3 separate regions of the Homo sapiens genome follow, and regions 1 and 3 are each linked to region 2. The links are chromatin contacts, found by Hi-C or POLR2A ChIA-PET in ENCODE. All regions are on one chromosome and are shown on one strand. The core of a region is the stretch at or near the end of the contact, and the rest is flanking DNA. Distances in the headings are between cores, read along the strand shown. Region 1 holds the start of HIVEP2 (HIVEP zinc finger 2). Region 2 overlaps UTRN (utrophin). Region 3 overlaps HIVEP2 (HIVEP zinc finger 2).

Region 1 (2,700 bases), core at 159-2,658, 1.4 Mb before region 2:
TCTGCAGAGAATAAGGGTTTTGCAATGTCAGTTGCACACACAACTTCCTGTGTGAATGCTAAGCCATTACAGGTGTCCTAAGGCCTCCAGTGAAACCTATTATCAAGAGATTCCTCTGGTCTCCTCGAAGTCATCCCCAGCGCCCCCCATCCGCCGCCCACACATTATTGCTTCTCTCCTCCAAGTGTCTTGATTAAGGACCCTCTCTCTTCTCCGCACTCCCGAGGTTAAAGTGCCCCCGTTCCCTTGGTGTAGCTAGTTACAAGCTTTCCCGTTAGGGAAGACTAGTGCCTGCAGTCCTTTTTAGTTAGATGCTTTTAAGTCAGAGATGAGAGGAGCCACTTGAAGAAACCCTCCTTCCCTTCTTCCTTTCCCCCACTGGGAACCAAGTCCCTGAAGGACAACACCCAGGGACGCTTCCTGACCTTCTATCCCCTCACCCAATTTGGGCTTGGAGGGTTGGGGTCGCATTTTCTCATGTCCTCTGCTGCACTGGATGTGTTATGTAAGAGGGACAGAACGCGGGAGGCACATGCGTATAAAGCGCACCGATCTGTGATAACAGCTGGGGTAGCAGAGCGGATCTGGAGTCCACCCCCCCCCCCCACCAAATACGACAGACCCCACACATGCACATCAGCACCCCCTCCCCCACACACCCACACACACACACACACACGCACACACCCAGAGCAATGTTTTCCTGTCTCACCCCTACCAGTACCAGAGGCACAGAATGGAAAGGCGGGGGGTGGGGGTGAAAGGAGGTGAAAGAGGAGGAGGAGCAGCAGCAGCACATCTGCTTTGATAGCAGCCGGCAGTGCCGCCGCGGCAGAGAGCCCCTCGTTAACCCCCTTCCTGTGGCTGCACCACGTCATGGAACATTCCCGGAACGGGCCAACGTTCCACCCACTTCAGGGAACAGACATAAAGGCGCAGACCCAGTTCCCCACAGTGCACAGCCCAAACACACATGTCCCTTCCCGATCCCCCGCCAGACGGACAGACAAACACGCATGCAAACCGCCCCCACCCGTCTCCACGCGCCCGGGTCCAGCCGGCAGCGGCCAGAGCCGCTCTGCAGCCGGTGCACCCGCAAGGCGAGGGCGCCTCCGCCTGAACCTTCCATCGAGACAGTCCCCTCCTTCCTCGCTTCCTTCCTTCGCTCCTTCCTTCCTTCCTTCCTTGCCCGGGAGGTAAAGGGAGTCACTGAAATGCCCAGAGCCAGCGCCTTCGCTGCGCTCGCTCGGCCGCAGGCCGGCGGCCCGGGCCTCGCGCCGCCAGCCCGCCCGGCCGCCTGCGCCGCGCGCCGCGGCCCCCTCCCCCGCTACCTGACAACGGGCCGCCGCCGGCCGCCGCAGCCGCAGCGGTGGCCGGGCCGTGCGCGCCGGTGCACGTCGCTCATTAGTAAGCAGGCACATTCCTGCCTCCAGCGCTCCCGCGCGGCCCCCTCCCCCCAGGACATTACGCAAAGCAGCCTCCCCTCATCTGCATAGATCCGCGGCCAGGGTATTCCCCGCATTTCCCCACGCGCCCGACACCCCTCCCGCGGTCTCCCCCATCCCCGCCCCCTCCGACCCTCACCCTCGGGCCACCGGGAAGGGGCTGGGGGCACACGCCGGGGAGCGGGGGACGGAGTTCGGCGGCGGCGATTCCAATATAAAGTGAAACAAGCTCCCAGCGCCGAAGGAGGCAGGAAAAACCCAGCGTCCAGGCCACTTACCGAGCCGAGGAGGGACCTAGATTCCCGCCGCTCCGCTCTCGCGGTGGCCGGTCCGCCCTCCGCGCACCCCGAGGCTGCACCCAGCACCCCAGACGCGAGACGTGGAGGAACGCTGTGAACGAGCCGGGAGACCCTCCAAGTTGCTCTGGGCTCCGTGGAGCGTCAAGGTCCAAGACACAACTTGGCAAAGACTTGTGCCACAGTCACCGAAGATGTTTGTGCGGAGACCCTCCTGCGGGGAACGACGGCGCTCGGCGGCGCCCCGCTCTCCTCCTCTCCACCCCCTCACCTCCAGCCCGCCTCCCGCCGGCCGCCCGCCTCCGGGCCGCGAGCCCCTCGGGCGGCTGTCAGCTCCCGGCCGCCGCCGGGTGACAGGGGCGGGAGGAGGGCGCGACGCGGCGGCCCGAGCCCCAGCGGGCGAGGGGGATCCTCGCAGCCGCGGCGGCCGCTCACCTGGAAAGTCACCGCTGAGGAGGAGGAGAAGGAGGACGGGGAGGAGGAGGGAGAGGAGGAGGGGGAGGAAACCCCCCTGGTGCCCTTGTTCTCGCTGCCGCGGCGGCCGCTCCTCGCCAAGGCTGAGCGTGTCTGGTGGGGGGTGTCTGGTAGCATTTCCTTAAGGACAGAGGGAGGGCGGGCGCGGAGGGAGGGAAAAGATCCCGACCGCCAGCCCAGGCTCCTCTTGCCTTTATTTATTTTTCTGACACTGTACGGAGATGGGCCCGGGGCAGGGGCCGCCGGGCTCAGGCGGGAGCCGCGAGGCCCGGGCCGCAGCTGTCTGCGTGCGGGAGCCGCAGCGGCCGCCTCCCCTCCCGGGCTGTGGACGCACCGGGTTATTCCTGGCAGCGCCTCCCCGAACAGAAGTTACTAGGAGGAGTGCGCGGCGAGGGCGGACGGGGGGAGAGGCGGAGGGAGGGAGGGAGGAAGAGGGAGAGACTCAGCCAACGACGTCATCGGATCCCCCAGCGCGTCCCAGGGAG
Region 2 (2,700 bases), core at 142-2,641:
AAGTTGGGAGAAAAAGAGTAGAAAGAGCGACATGTGAAAGAAAAGAATCGGCCGGTGCGGTGGCTCATGCCTGTAATCCCAGCACTTTGGGAGGCCGAGGCGGGCAGATCACCTGAAGTCGGGAGTTCAAGACCAGCCTGACCAACATGGAGAAACCCTGTCTCTATTAAAAATACAAAATGAGCCGGGCCTAGTGGCGCATGCCTGTAAACCCAGCTACTAGGGAGGCTGAGGCAGGAGAATTGCTTGAACCTAGGAGGCAGAGGTTGTGGTGAGCAGAGGTTGCGCCATTGCACTCTAGCCTGGGCAACAAGAGCGAAACTCCATCTCAAAAAAAAACAAAAACAAAAGAAAAGAATCTTGGGTGGAGAAAATGAGAAATGGGATTAACATGGTACTGAGCAGTTCTTTTTTTTTTGTTTTGAGACGGAGTCTCGCTCTGTCGCCCAGGCTGGAGCGCGTGATGGGATCTCGGCTCACTGCAAGCTCCTCCTCCCGGGTTCACGCCATTCTCCTGCCTCAGCCTTCCGAGTAGCTGGGACTACAGGCGCCCGCCATCACGCCCGGCTAATTTTTTGTATTTTTAGTAGAGACGGGGTTTCCCCGTGTTAGCCAGGATGGTCTGGATCTCCTGACCTCGTGATCCGCCCGCCTCAGCCTCCCAAAGTGCTGGGATTACAGGCATGAGCCACGGCGCCTGGCCCTGAGCAGTTCTTTAAGGGATGAGACTTGGCCCTCAAGATCTGGGTTTCCATTACCCCTGCCATCGTCAGGGTAAGTCACTGAACCTCTGAGAAGGGGACTCCCAACCAGGAGGATCACAGGATCTCCCAACCAGGGAGGATGCCCCGGGAGAGTGTGGTCAGGATTCATGATGTTACACATTTTAAAGTTCTTTGCAAGCTATAGTAATAGTTCCAGGTAAATAAATGGAATAATAAATTCTGTAAAAATTATAAAAACCTAGTCTGTTGATAATGGGCTCTTTTAGGTAGAGTCTAGGGTAGGAAATCAAACATTATATTCATCATGGTACTTGAAATATATTTAAGCTGAAGCTGTGCACTCCATCATGTTTTTGATATATTTTTCCTTGGCATTACTTGAAAGGCATGCTCATGAAACTGGATTTGGATCTGTTTCATGTTTTCACTTGCGTTCTCTGACCCCTACTTAGAGGGCACCAGGTGCTTCCTATTCTAACCGTTTGCAAATTCAAGACTTGGTTGGAGGGCCATTCAGGGGACTGGTGTGGGGTTAGATAGGATCTGGACACAGCGACTCCCTCGCTCCTGCTCCAGTATTTTGACCTTAATTTGAACAGTTCAATGAACTGGCAACTGAAGTCGTTTTTTCCCACTGAACTAGACCTTTCATTGTTTTGCAGAGGAAGATGACTCATAGCCAGGTTCTACCATTGTGCTAAAGTGAAATTTTAGTCTAGGACTAAAGGAACACAGGCCAAACTTTCTGTCTGAGCTGCAGAGTATTGAAACTTAGATTGTGAGCTGGGCAGGAATTCCTGTGGCCCTCTGTGTGGAGTTGCTCTCAAGGAAAAGGAGCATTTAAATACGTTTTTGACTCCAAATTTAATTTTTAGTAATATAGTTCAAATGTCCTTTAAAATATCTTAAGTAATCAGACTGTTTTCTAAAAAAAAAAAAAATGTAATGCAAAATGAAAATTCTACAAAGTAGAAAACTGTCATTTCCTTCCTCTCTCCAAAACCATTGTTAATAGTTTCGTTTCTTCTGCTACCCTTGTTTTCTATGAATGTAAAAATGTATGCCTCTATGGGTGAGCATGGCTTTTCTTTTTTGAACCAAAATTGAAACCATCCTGATTTAGTGGCATCCCACTTAAAACATTATTAAAAACTACCTGTGTACATGTATCTTCGCTTACTTGGGCAATTGCTGGGGCAAATATGCTTTTACTGTTAAATCGTCATCTACAACAGATGACATGTAGAGAGATGAAATGTAGTCTATAGTTGTTTGAACTTGCATTTCTTTTTTTGTGGAACTGAACTTCTCTGCATATGTTTATTGGCTCTTTGGACAAATTCGTCAGTGATTTGGCTTTTCATGCATTGCTCATTTTCTTTTGTTGCTTGGATCCCTGACTTTTATACTCTTAATGATTCCAAGGGAAATTCCTACAAAATGGCAGATTTGGGAGGACTTATTTGAATTTCTTTTGAGTTCTAAAATGGTTAACTGCTACCTTAAAAGATAGATATTATTTTCAGATATCTAGGACAGAGGTTTGAGTCTTTGGACTTAGATTCTATAGTATTTTCTTTCTTTTTTTGGCTGATATGGAAGACGTCATCATCCCAAACTGTGCTGAGACTAGTAGTTATTTAGATACACTATTTTATTACATTTTCGTATACTGATAAATTATTTCCATATGGATGGTAAGTCCCAGATTTATTTATGAAAAAAACCATTTTTTATATATTTTATGGAACATGGAGTTAGCAGAAAGATGCTGTGGAGTTAGGCTTAAAATTAAGCCCTAACTATTCTGCCTCCTGTTTTGGGGCTGTTGTCAGTCTTTAAAGGTACATCTTTGTAAAATTTTTTGAACATAACTTGACAGATTGCAAGAAGGATTATAATAAATGGTGTCTGTTTGTGTTAGAGTATTTCAAGTCAGTACAGGAAAAAATACATTTAGATGCTAAGTGAAGAT
Region 3 (2,700 bases), core at 96-2,595, 1.5 Mb before region 2:
TTAAAGCCGGGCACGGTGGCTCACGCCTGTAATCCCAGCACTTTGGGAGGCCAAAGCGGGTGGATCACTTGAGGTCAGGAGTTCAAGACTAGCCTGGGCAACATTATGAAGCTTCGTCTCCACAAAAAATTAGCCAGGCGTGGTGGCATATGCCTGTAATCCCAGCTACTTGGGTGGGTGAGGCCTGGGAATCTCTTGAACCCAGGAGGTGGAGGATGCAGTGAGTCAAGATTGCACAACTGCATTCTAGCCTGGGGGACAGAGTAAAACTCTGTCAAAAAAAAAAAGAAAGAGAGAGAGACAAGAAAGAAAGAAAGAAAGAAAGAAAGAAAAGAAAGAAAGAAAAGAAAGAAAGAAAGAAAGAAAGAAAGAAAGAAAGAAAGAAAGAAAGAAAGAAAGAAAAAGAAAAGAAAAAGAAAAGAAAAAAAAAGCTTTTAAAACCCAGTCCATTAAAAAATGCCCAGGAACCAGGCAAGGTGGGTCAAGCCTGTAATCCCAACACTTTGGGCAGCCGAGACAGGAGGACTGCTTAAAGCCAGGAGTTCAAGATCAGCCAGGGAAATATAGCAAGAACCTGTCAGGAAGGAAGGACAGAAGAAAGGAAAGGAGGGAGGGAGGGAGGGAAAGAAGGGAGGCAGGGAAGAAGGGAGAGAGGGAGGGAGGGCGGGAAGGAGGGAAGGAAGGAAGGAAAAAATTAGCTGGGCATGGTGGTGTGCACCTGTAGTCCCAGCCACTTGGGAGGCTGAGGCAGGAGGGTTGCTTGAGCCCAGGATGCAATGAGCTATGATCACTCCACTGCTCTTCAGGCTGGGCAACAGAGTGAGACCCTGTCTCAAATTTTAAAAAAAGAAAAAAGGGGAAAAAAAGAAAAATGCTTGGGGTTCAAGGTCTATGTAAGAGATATGCAAAACTTCAAAAATGTTGCAAAATGTTGTGTCTATGTGCATTTTCCTGGGGAAAAGAGTCAGGAGCTTTTATGAATCTTAAAGGGGTTTATAAACCTCTACCCCAGAAAAGGCTATGAAGCAAGAATCTACAAACTTCTGCTAAGCTTTTTAATGTTTTCCAAAAGGAAAAATACTTTTGTAAATTTAAGTTTCACATACAAGGAAATCCATTTCATATATAACAGGGAAGAAGATTCATATATTCTACTATAAGGTAACAACTTGATAAGGAGACACCGAAGTGACCCTTTCCCATGTTTCTAATAACTATTCAGGATGTTAACAGTGAAAGGACCATTTAGAAAGCTAATTTCCTTTTCATCATGCTTGTTAAGTGTTTACTTTAATTCACATCCTGTGTGACCCTATGGGAAAATTTTTAACTAATACTGGGGAAAATCCCATAGGGTTACACAGGATGTGAACAGGGCCTGTACTGAACTACCTTCAGCTTGAAAAATAAAATTAGATAGGTGAGTTTCACTTTCTGTTTGTCATAAGTTCCACTTTCTGGCTCCCAAAGCTTAGATCCACAGTACATCCATGTCCGTGCAATAAAATCCCAAGATTCTCACTCTCTGTTAAAGGAAGGATTTCGGCGTGTTGTATAGCAAAATCCTTTCAGCAGAAAAATGCAAATCTGTGGTGCTAATCAAGGAGAGGCGGCTGGAGCACTCCCAAATGCTCCTCCATACCTGGGCTCACACACAGTTCAGCTGCCGTTTTCCATTTCCTGTGGGGAACATACATCATACCACTTCCCCTATAGAAAAAAGAAAGCAGCCCGATTTAATTGCTGATGGAAACATTGTCATACTTTCCACTGGCCAAGCTTGAAACTATTACTGATCTAACCTTCATTAATTTTTCCACAACAATTTGCAGAAATGTCAGGAAGCAGCTGTACGAAGACTGATTAATTGTCCTTATCACCACTACTTTACCAGGCTCGCTCTCTCTTCTCTCTCTCTCTCTCTCTCTCTCTGTATCCTCACCACCTCCCCTCCCTCTCTTCCAGTTTAAAAATATAATTGGGATTTTTCTGTTTTGGTTGGTATTGGTGGTGGTATATCATACTCTGAAATATCCAGATCTATTTTTGATGTCTTTCAATGGCCCAAACATTTTCAGATCTGGAGGAGACCCCATGAAGTTTGGGACAGCATCCACGAAGGAAAAGGTTGCTTCCTGCTGATTACTCAGTTATAGCTGTTTAAACAGACGTTCATGAATTCAAGTCTTACAGCAACACTGCATTTATTAGTCAATCACAGACGCTAAAATTCACTTCCGAAATGTGAATTAGAAAATCAAATGCCCTTTTTCTATTTTTTTTTCACTTTCTTTTCTCCCTCATCATTTTCATTTGAGCTATACCATCTGTCCCAGCCTATCAAATAATGTACTGTGCATGCCTGGCAAAAACAAGTGGAACAGTACACCTCATAACCCCATGTAGGCAACCACTGAGCATCTATAAAAGTGGTACATAACAGAATCTGGCCATCTGGGGATAACTAGTTATAGCAAGCTTAGCTTCTCAGCCAGCACTCAGATTTGCAGACTTTTAACTAGTTGGCAAAGCATCAACCAGTGTTCAAGAAGAGAAACACTAACAAACATTTTTTTTTTCAAAACACAAGAATTCAGATATAAATTTTCAAAGGTGTACTTGCCAATGTTGCTGACAAGAAGGCTTCAAAAGCAAAGATCAAGGCACTGTCATGTCCTTGAAATGGAGCCAGAGTCAATC

Evidence for each region. A loop is a pair of places that touch in the nucleus more often than their neighbours do. ChIA-PET counts read pairs that join two places held with the same protein, here RNA polymerase II (POLR2A). Pooled maps may share reads with other maps.
Region 1: a loop to region 2 is called in a map of natural killer cell, with 5 times the contacts of the local background. The contact joins the promoter of HIVEP2 here to the enhancer-like site in region 2. A Hi-C loop is called at or near these places in 1 of 168 maps with a recorded cell type or tissue (natural killer cell), 5 of 37 single-sample maps with no recorded cell type and 14 of 50 pooled maps.
Region 3: a map with no recorded cell type shows a loop between it and region 2 (4-fold over the local background). The contact joins two enhancer-like sites. A Hi-C loop is called at or near these places in 2 of 37 single-sample maps with no recorded cell type and 1 of 50 pooled maps. POLR2A ChIA-PET finds 5 or more read pairs at or near these places in 2 of 52 experiments (activated T-cell and naive thymus-derived CD4-positive, alpha-beta T cell).

The regions. Positions count from the first base shown.
Region 1 is chr6:142,943,768-142,946,467 of GRCh38, forward strand. HIVEP2 (HIVEP zinc finger 2) reads right to left here and starts at 1,409. Exons shown (of 10, transcript NM_006734.4): 1 at 1,332-1,409. RefSeq lists silencers at 1,039-1,108, 1,249-1,348, 1,549-1,778, 2,009-2,638, 2,689-2,700.
Region 2 is chr6:144,348,605-144,351,304 of GRCh38, forward strand. All of the region lies in intron 2 of UTRN (utrophin), which reads left to right. Among named protein-coding and RNA genes, the nearest start is that of SNORA98, 56 kb to the right of the region's middle. RefSeq lists an enhancer at 575-684. Within about 2 kb of position 1,392, at least 16 of the 41 ENCODE cell types and tissues checked have a DNase peak (open chromatin) inside an H3K27ac peak, as active enhancers do; they include natural killer cell, where a contact is called at or near this core.
Region 3 is chr6:142,818,391-142,821,090 of GRCh38, forward strand. All of the region lies in intron 2 of HIVEP2 (HIVEP zinc finger 2), which reads right to left. Among named protein-coding and RNA genes, the nearest start is that of HIVEP2, 130 kb to the right of the region's middle. RefSeq lists an enhancer at 1,316-1,785. Within about 2 kb of position 1,346, at least 10 of the 41 ENCODE cell types and tissues checked have a DNase peak (open chromatin) inside an H3K27ac peak, as active enhancers do.